3 separate regions of the Homo sapiens genome follow, and regions 1 and 3 are each linked to region 2. A link is a contact called in ENCODE Hi-C data. All regions are on one chromosome and are shown on one strand. The core of a region is the stretch at or near the end of the contact, and the rest is flanking DNA. Distances in the headings are between cores, read along the strand shown.

Evidence for each region. Hi-C counts contacts between places; a loop is a spot of excess contacts on that map. Pooled maps may share reads with other maps.
Region 1: a map with no recorded cell type shows a loop between it and region 2 (5-fold over the local background). The contact joins the promoter of TSPAN12 here to the enhancer-like site in region 2. A Hi-C loop is called at or near these places in 1 of 168 maps with a recorded cell type or tissue (GM12878), 10 of 37 single-sample maps with no recorded cell type and 5 of 50 pooled maps.
Region 3: a loop to region 2 is called in a map of PC-9, with 22 times the contacts of the local background. The contact joins two enhancer-like sites. A Hi-C loop is called at or near these places in 1 of 168 maps with a recorded cell type or tissue (PC-9), 3 of 37 single-sample maps with no recorded cell type and 3 of 50 pooled maps.

The regions. Positions count from the first base shown.
Region 1 is chr7:120,856,876-120,859,841 of GRCh38, forward strand. TSPAN12 (tetraspanin 12) reads right to left here and starts at 1,269. Exons shown (of 8, transcript NM_012338.4): 1 at 945-1,269. LOC124901733 (a long non-coding RNA gene) reads left to right here. Exons shown (of 2, transcript XR_007060491.1): 1 at 1-333. RefSeq lists silencers at 212-431, 624-923.
Region 2 is chr7:120,401,126-120,403,825 of GRCh38, forward strand. All of the region lies in intron 1 of KCND2 (potassium voltage-gated channel subfamily D member 2), which reads left to right. Among named protein-coding and RNA genes, the nearest start is that of KCND2, 130 kb to the left of the region's middle. Within about 2 kb of position 1,451, at least 5 of the 41 ENCODE cell types and tissues checked have a DNase peak (open chromatin) inside an H3K27ac peak, as active enhancers do; they include GM12878 and PC-9, where a contact is called at or near this core.
Region 3 is chr7:120,054,193-120,056,892 of GRCh38, forward strand. No RefSeq gene overlaps it. Among named protein-coding and RNA genes, the nearest start is that of LINC02476, 150 kb to the left of the region's middle. Within about 2 kb of position 1,304, at least 2 of the 41 ENCODE cell types and tissues checked have a DNase peak (open chromatin) inside an H3K27ac peak, as active enhancers do; they include PC-9, where a contact is called at or near this core.

The DNA.
Region 1 (2,966 bases), core at 19-2,518, 460 kb after region 2:
CACGCTTCCCACAGCCTGCCCGTCCCTCCTCCACCCGCCCTCAGCAGGGTCCAGAGGGTCCCGAGGCCCAGTGCATTCGAGACATCGCCTCATCAAAAATCATTTGTTAAAATCATAATGGTAACTAAACTCCCAAAAGTTCCAAACCGGCTTCAGATAACACCTGCTGGGAAAAGAAAAGAGCAACTATCCGGATGAATGAAGTCGCACAGTAAACTCGCGTTCTCAGGGGACACGCGGCGGAGCCCTGTGCATTCTGATGAGACGCTCTTGAAAACCTCCCTCACTCCACGCCCCTCCTCGAGGACAGCTGTGCTCGGCACTGTCCTGAAGGTGAGAAACCACACTGCCCCCTACCCCGGACACGTCAGAGGCGCCACCGGCAAGCCCGAGAGAATGAGCGCCCTTCTAGTTAGGACAGTTCCTGGGCACTCCAACTCCGCACCCCTCTACCCCGTCCCGCAGCTCGGGTGTGAATGCAAGGGACTGGGGCGGCGGGGCGGGGGCGGGGGCGGGGGCGAGGGGGCAGCGCGGAGTTGAGATTCCGCCCGGCTACTAGGGTTTCTCTGGGAGAACGTGAGAAATGATGTTTTCGGCCCCAGAATGATGGATTAGCCTGGGACAGTGGGCGGGGGGCGGGGGGCGCCGGGGAATTAGGGCCGATGCAGCTGTGCAGACGCCGGGTTAGTCATTCAAACCCCGCTTCCCCCGCCCGGGACGCTCCCGCGACCCCTCGCTCAAAGCCGCCCGCGGAGCACAAAGCGAGCGCGGCCACCGACCCAGCCATCGCGTCCGCGCGCCCCCGGCAGGGCGCGAGGGGAAGCGCCGGCGGCAGGGAGCCCCAGAGCCAGCCCTTAAGTAGTTTAGCACACAGCGCGGAGGGCAGCCGCCGGCGGGCTGGCGGGACAGCGGGCAGGAAAGGCGACAGACGCGTGGCCACTTACCGTCGGCGCTGGGCCCGGTGCCCCACGCCCGCCTGGGGATAGTCGGGGACGCACGGCGGGGGCTCATCGGGGCAGGGAACTTCTTCGCGGAGAGCCGGAGGGCTGCATTGGCTTCAGCTGGAGACGCTTCTTTCTCTTCCTCTCCCCCCGCCGCCGCCGTCGCCGCCTCCTGGGAAAAAGAAAAAAAAAAAAAAAAGTCCTGGGCAGCAGTTGCTGGAAAGTCTCTGCTAAGCCACCTCCCAGCGCCGCTGTCCCTCCCAAGTCCTCTCCGAGTCCGGACGAGGCAGCGGCGGCAGCCAGGGCCAGCTGCACAAACTCTCAGCGCATGCTCGAGCCGCTGGCTGCCGGGGTTGGGTCCTAGTGGGTGTTTCTTGTCCCTCTCACCCAGCGAGAGTCCCCAAAGGGACGCTTCACCTCTGCAGGATAGGGTCCAGAAGATAATGCCTAGGAACTTGGGAGAAGTCCGTGCAGTAAATCCCTTTAAAATGGTGGCGTCGAAGGAATGGAGGCTGGGTTATAAGCATAGAGAAGCAGGCTTTTATTATATGATAATATTTGTGTTTGAGAAGGGGGGTGAAGGGGTGGCCCAACCCAATTCCTGCAATGAGAAACTAGTTTTCACAACCTTTATGGAGCCACCTCCTGTGATTTGTTATTAACATGGTGCCCTATGATCCTTCTTATTGCTTTGTTGCCCTCCCGGATTTTTTTTTTTTTAAGTTCTTTCCCACTTTCATAGTGCACTAATAGCATTTACGGAAACATCAGAGTAATCATGTGCAGTCTGACATGCAGAAGAGGAGGAAAGAACATTTTTAACTCTTAGAAGTAACTCAAGCTTTCCAAAATTTCTCACGATAAGATTGTTTTGAGTTAACTGGGTGATTTATTTTGAAATGTGTACATAGTAGTGGATCTTTGGAAAATCTAATTTTTTTAAACTAGAAATTCATGAAGTATTACACAGCAGGAGACCATCCTTCCAAAAGAATCTTCCCTTTTAGAAGACAGAAGTTTCACACTAAATAAAATGCCACTGGATCATATCCTCCACATAAAATGTGGATGTGTTGTGCTATGCCTCACAGTACTGCTCATTTCTAGGATTACTTTTGTGGGCACTGCATGGCAAATAAAACTTCACCAGCAAATATGAATTACCTGGAATACGAGCAACATCTTTGACCTAATAACTGGAGTCCTTGGATTTCCTTGCAGAAAAAAAAAAAAAAAAAAAAATGGAATCCTATGTCCATGACTGCCTGTCTAGAGTTAGTTGCTGCATGACTGGAGTGACAATAAGACATGCAGTCTCATATGGAAAAGTCAAGACCAAAAGACAACATGGTTGTCCTGGGTTAGGCTAGGAAAATTATTGGTAAGCAAGTCACTAAGCAGTATGTAAGACAGCAACCCAAAAGAGTATAAAGAAGTATAGCCATACACAAAAAAAACACCAAGAAACATGTCCAGTTATCCATCAGATGACTCCAACTCTGATAATGAAGCAGCTTCTAGAATACTGGGGAAGAGCAAAGAAACCCACTTTTATCCTCTGCCAGTTTCTTCTCAAATTAGGGTGCATGCCTATTTTAAGCAAAGGACTGCTGAAACAACCAGCCATCCAAATGCTGTTGGTGCCATACATTCCCCGGAGAGGTATAAACATCCCCGCATTGAAAGGAGTCCATGACTGCTATTAAAACTGAGAAAAAGAGTGCCAACAATTCCCATGTGTCAAAGCAGAGATCCTCTTCTACTCCTAGAAGGTAGTTAAGTGCCCTTTCCTTAATTCGTATACCTTTAAGGGTCAACTGCCTTAAAGTAATAAAATACTAGAGGAAGTTACTTTAGAAGTATGCATGTCCTCTTCTTCCTGGTAAACAAGAAATACAGATCCAAGATAAAGTAGTTGCTCAACGTCACATCTGTAGTCCAACCTAGATTCCAAAGTAAAATCCAGAATAATGGCTCTTAGTACTCTAGTTTAATGGTTCTCGAAATTGTTGTACACGAGAATCA
Region 2 (2,700 bases), core at 201-2,700:
GGACTGCATTTGGTGTCACTATCCCATGGTTCAAACTGAGAGAAAAGCAGGGAGCAAAAAATCTAGGACAGATAGCACGGTAGCATCTCAAGATACAGACCATGCAGCTGTACTGACATCAAAAAACGGCCTGAGTGTGACATCTAATCTCAAGACAAACCTGTCTTTTTTCAGTTCCTATTTTAAGCTGCCTTTTTCATGTTAGTAAATGGGAACTAGGGAAGTATGTGCTGTTCCCAGAGTTAGATATGCTTTTGAGGTACTGCCCATTGTGGAAAGTTACATCTAAAACATTTATACTTTCTAATTCACCATAAAACCTTTTAAAAATACTGTACAAATTTATGGACTCTGAGCCAGTTCTACTAAATCAGTATTTCTAGGGAGCACACAGTGGGAATCCATATATATGAGCTATTTAGGTGATTTTGATGATTGACCAGGTATGGGAGCTGTGGCTTTCAAAAGCTTTGATAGATATTTCATTATTAGAAATATTACTGTGTTTATAAGGCGTCAGTCCTCTTCCCCCCATCTTTAGCCACACATTTCTGCCTCTGACACAACTCTTCTCCTCATCTGTTGTCTTAGTAGCCTTCTGTCCAAAATTATCTTGTTGTAGATTTGCTTTGTTATTCTATCCCTTTCCTATAGTAGCACTTTCCTGTATTCAGTTTTCCATCAATTTTGAGTCTAAGACTTATTTTTCTATCCTTTCTTTCTCTCTGAATAACTTATATCCTAAAGCACATTGAAATTGCATGTCATACTGTTATACATACCCCACCACTCTTTTTAAGTATATCCTCATTGGTAGTACATCAGCTGGGCTTAATTTCTAAAAACAAAATTAGGGCCCGATGGCTCAATATTTCTGAATAAGTAACCAAAATTGTTATTGTTATAAGAATGTAAGAAAAGGGTGACAAAATGGTGAATTGCTTTAACAAACGGAAAATGAGTTCAGAATGAAGCAGAATGCCTAAGACATTTTACATCTTGACTTGTTTTAACAAGATTCTAATGCTTTGTATTTCATTTATAGAATAGTTATAGCTTCCCATTGGCTCTGTGCTCCCATTTACTCAGCTACTGTAAATAATAGCCATCAGCAAAGCTTTTGAAATCTTCAGATGAAAGGAACTTAAATTAAGGAAGCTTCCCATGTGCATCCCTTCCCCCACAAAAAAGGATGCTAAGAAAACAAAGAACGGGGAGTACAACGGAATGATTGTAGTAACTGAATGCATTCCAGCTTTTGAAAACGATAAACATTTATTTTCTGACCTAAGTGTTGTTGTTTTTAATTTTTTTAACTTTTTTTTCTCAGTTGAAGCAGGCGATAGTGGATATTATCTTAAGATATGAAAGATATTGAAGGAGGCAGTATCAAGTCAGTTACACTATGTGGATTAATGTTGCAGTAGTTTCTTTCTTTGGTTATTGCCAAGCTAGTTGCTATTTTCAGAGTATTAGTCACATGCTTCTGTACCTGAGAGTGAAATTTTTCATTTCCCTCTAAAGATGATTCATTTTGTTTCTTACAGGAAGAACTTTGATAATAAATTCCAGTGTACTTTTAAAAATGTTCCCAGGGACTTAAAATGAACCTGCAAATATTTAATTTTATATTATCTTTTTGACATAGTTTGCTTACATAATCTACATATTTTGAATAGATGATTAGACCAAGGGAGCTTGCAGTAGATAAGGTTAAAATCTTAATGAAGATTAAACATCTTCTTTTAAAATCTCCTTATATTATTACTGTTGAGTGACAGAATAGATATTCAATCCTTTAAGCCAAGAATGTATAATGGGACTGGTATGTAATAAGTAAACTTGGGAAGCATAACTGGAAATACAGAAGATACTGAACTTACATAACAATGTGTCTGAACTTTAAACGTTTTTGCTTTCCACAGTCTGGCTTTCTCTCCTGCATTGTCCATATGTAAAGATGACTTAGCCAAAGCTCCCAAGCTCCCAAGAGTTGACAAATTCTCCCTTCCAGGGATTAACCCAAACCAAATTATAATATCTTAATCCCAATTCCAAGTTCCTAAAAGAGAGAATTTGTGACTGAGAGAAGAGGATACTCTTCTCCCTCTGCCAGCTAAGAAGATGTCTGAAGAGATGGCAGCTACAGATTGGCCCAGAAATTTAGTCAAATCACCCTATTATTCATGTTTTTTTTTTTTTTCTTTTATAGACAGAGTCTCCCTCGGTCACCCAGGCTGGGGTAAAGTGGTGCGATCATGGCTTACTGCAACCTCTGCCTCCCGTGTTCAAGCAATTCTCCTGCCTCAGCCTCCTGGTAGCTGGAATTACAGGCGATGGCTACCAGGCCCGGCTAATTTTTTTTTTTTTTTTTTTGGTCTTTTTAAAAGAGGCAGGGTCTCATCATGTGGTCAGGCTGGTCTCAAACTTCTGACCTCAAATGATCCACCTGCCTAGGCCTCCCAAAGTACTGGGATTACTGGCATGAGCCACCATGCCAGGTGATTTTTTTTTTTAACGTAAGACTTATAATTGAAAACAATTTCACATTCAAATTTTTAATTTAATTAAAACAACATGAAATACAAGTAAATAATTTTGGGGAAGAAAATACATTTATATAACAACACATATGTCTAATTTTATTGATCAGAGTGACATTTTAAAATGTTTTTTCCAGATATAAACAATGACTGTTTT
Region 3 (2,700 bases), core at 54-2,553, 350 kb before region 2:
GCCAGGTATTTGGAGCTTCAAGTTGGTACCAAGAGTGGTTTAAAGAAGGGAAACAGGAGAAGGGGCTGGGATGAGGTGATGTGGAATTATTTTTGCCCTGCCATGAAGTTTTTCCTAGCATTTCATTGTAATATTGGTGTCCTAGGCAAGTTAATTCTCCTGCTGGGTCTGTAAAGGGTTTTCCCCAGTGAGCAATGCAGAATCTTCTGATAATAGAGGTTTTTAAGAGCCAGACACTCGAGCTCGTGCGCGTTGGTTCAGGAGAGGAGACAGAGTGAAGTTATCTTGGGGCATTAGCTGTCTTGCTTTCCATGGCCATTGATCCCCCATGTTGGTTCTTACGCAAACATAGCATGAGGAGTCCTGTAAACTGCTAGCTGTGTTTTCAGCTAGTTGGGCAAACAGATTTCCGGCCAAAGGAGGGGGCTCAGGAAACTTCTGGTTGATATGCTCATAGAATGACTTGAAAACTCTGAATTGTTGAACAGGTCTGGATTTTCTTCATGATATGTAAAAATAACATTTTTAAAGACAGTTTTTCCCTCTTGATTTTTGGTTAAATAGGAGTATCCTATTGGTGCTTCTATTCCTGTAGTCTGTATCTGTATGTTTGGCTTTAAGATGGTGAAATTTACAAGACTGCAAGCATTTGCTTTACAGTCTGGGTCTGCTGGTATTTGGGTAAACATGACCTGCCTTTATTTAGTAGCCCATGTTGCGCAGTCCCAGGTGGAGCAAGCCGGGGGAGTTCTAACACTTTTACAACAAGTTCCTACAGGAAAGGTTGAGTCTCTGAACGTTGCCTGGCAAATATTTAAGTACAAGGATATGGTTCCTTTGTGGAAAGGGGGGTACCTTGTTTTCGTTTAAAAGGGCTCCCTCTTCTGACCCGTCACAGATTTCGAACCACGTCCCAGGTAAGAATCTAGGGTCATAACACACATAAGGCTGGTTATTTCCTGGGTCACAAATTGAGTAGGTGGTCTGGTTGTGAGTACAATTTCCTAGGTGGGTTCCAATACACTCACAATAAGTATGGTATAATAGAGTTCTGGTTTATAGTGCTTCCTGACCATGTAGTATGAGTGCATACCTCTTAGAGTTCTCCGTTTAACATAGATAAGGGGACCAGCAATAATAAGGTAAAGAGTAGCATACTCATACCCAGCAGGCACAAAAGAGGTGTTTACCCAGAGGAGGGGGTTGAGCAAAGCAACAGGACAATAGTAAAACAACTAGTGTTACAAGGAAAATTACTAGGCTCAATATTTCTAGCCACATTTACTTCCCTGATGATGACTCAAGCTTTGGCCATGCATAGACTAGTCAGCTTCCAGGGTGACTAGAGCAGGGCTGTTGTTGTCTCCACTGGCGACTCAGTCTCAACACAGGATCAACCTGGGGGATGGTTTGGGTCCCAATGGCTGGTCCATTTGTCTCGAGCTTCCGGTTTCAGTCAACTGTGGTAAATCCAAGGCACAATTCCTGCAACTTTAACAGCAGTGGGAGTGGACAAGATTATAGTATGGAGCCCATCCCATATGGGTCCCAAAGTGGTTGGATTCCATTGCTTAACCCAAACAGTCTCCAGGTTTAAATGGGTTCGCTGGTTCTGTTAGGCTTATGGGCATTCTTTCCCGTACTCAGCCATGGATTTCTTGCATGACTATCCCTAAAGCCTGCATTTGTCTCCTTAAGGTCAATTTCCCTAGTTCACAGAGATCACCCTTAATTTGACCTATGATAGGGGGTGGCTGGCTGAACAAGGTCTCTTAGGTAGAATACCCAGTTTGTTTGTTGGGGGTGCATCAGACTCAGAGGAGGACCATGGGCAGGATCTGATCCCATCTTAGATGAGTTTCTTGACAATATTTTTTCAGTAGCTGTTTGAGTGTCCAGTTCATGTGCTTCACCTTTCCTGAGCTCTGCAGCCGGTAGGCTGTGTAATTTTCATTTTATTTTTAACAGCCGTGTTAGTTCTTGAACTATTTCAGCTACAAATGCCAGACCATTGTCTGACCCTAGAGTTAGGGGCAGTCCAAATCTGGGGATAATGTATCTTAACAATACTTTAGTCACTTCTCATGCTCTCTCTGTTCTAGTGGGGAAAGCTTCGACCCATCCCGAGAAGTTGCAGACGAGCACCAGCATGTACTGGTAGCCCCTCATTTGGGGCATCTTGTGAAATCTGCAAGTAGGTTTTCACAGGGTGTGGCCCCCATTTCCTGAATTCCCGGGGGGCCAAGTGGGCCCTTGTCTTGGGTTGTTCTGGGCACAAGTTAGACATTGTTTACAAATGTCTTGGGTGATGGCAGTGAGCCATGGCACATAGTAGCATTTCTAGTGCCATTTTCCCCATATGAGTTCCTTAATGGAATTGTCTTACAAACTTGAAACTCCCATTTCAGGGATAGCTAGTCCCCCATTGGAGAATTTCCACCATTCTCCTTCAATGTACTTTCCAGATTCTCAGGCAAACCAGGCCTTCTCATTTGAAGAATAACTTGAGACCTCTGGGAGGGAGGGATCTGGGAGGAGAGGCATATCTAGGGTTTCTTTCTTAAAATGCAGTGTAGTCATTGTTGCCCATTTGGCCTCCCTGTCTGCCTTTCTGTTTCCCATAGTCTCTAGTTTTCCTGCCTTTTGGTGACTCCTGCAGTGCATAATGGCCACTTTCTCTGGGGCCCATACAGCGTCTAA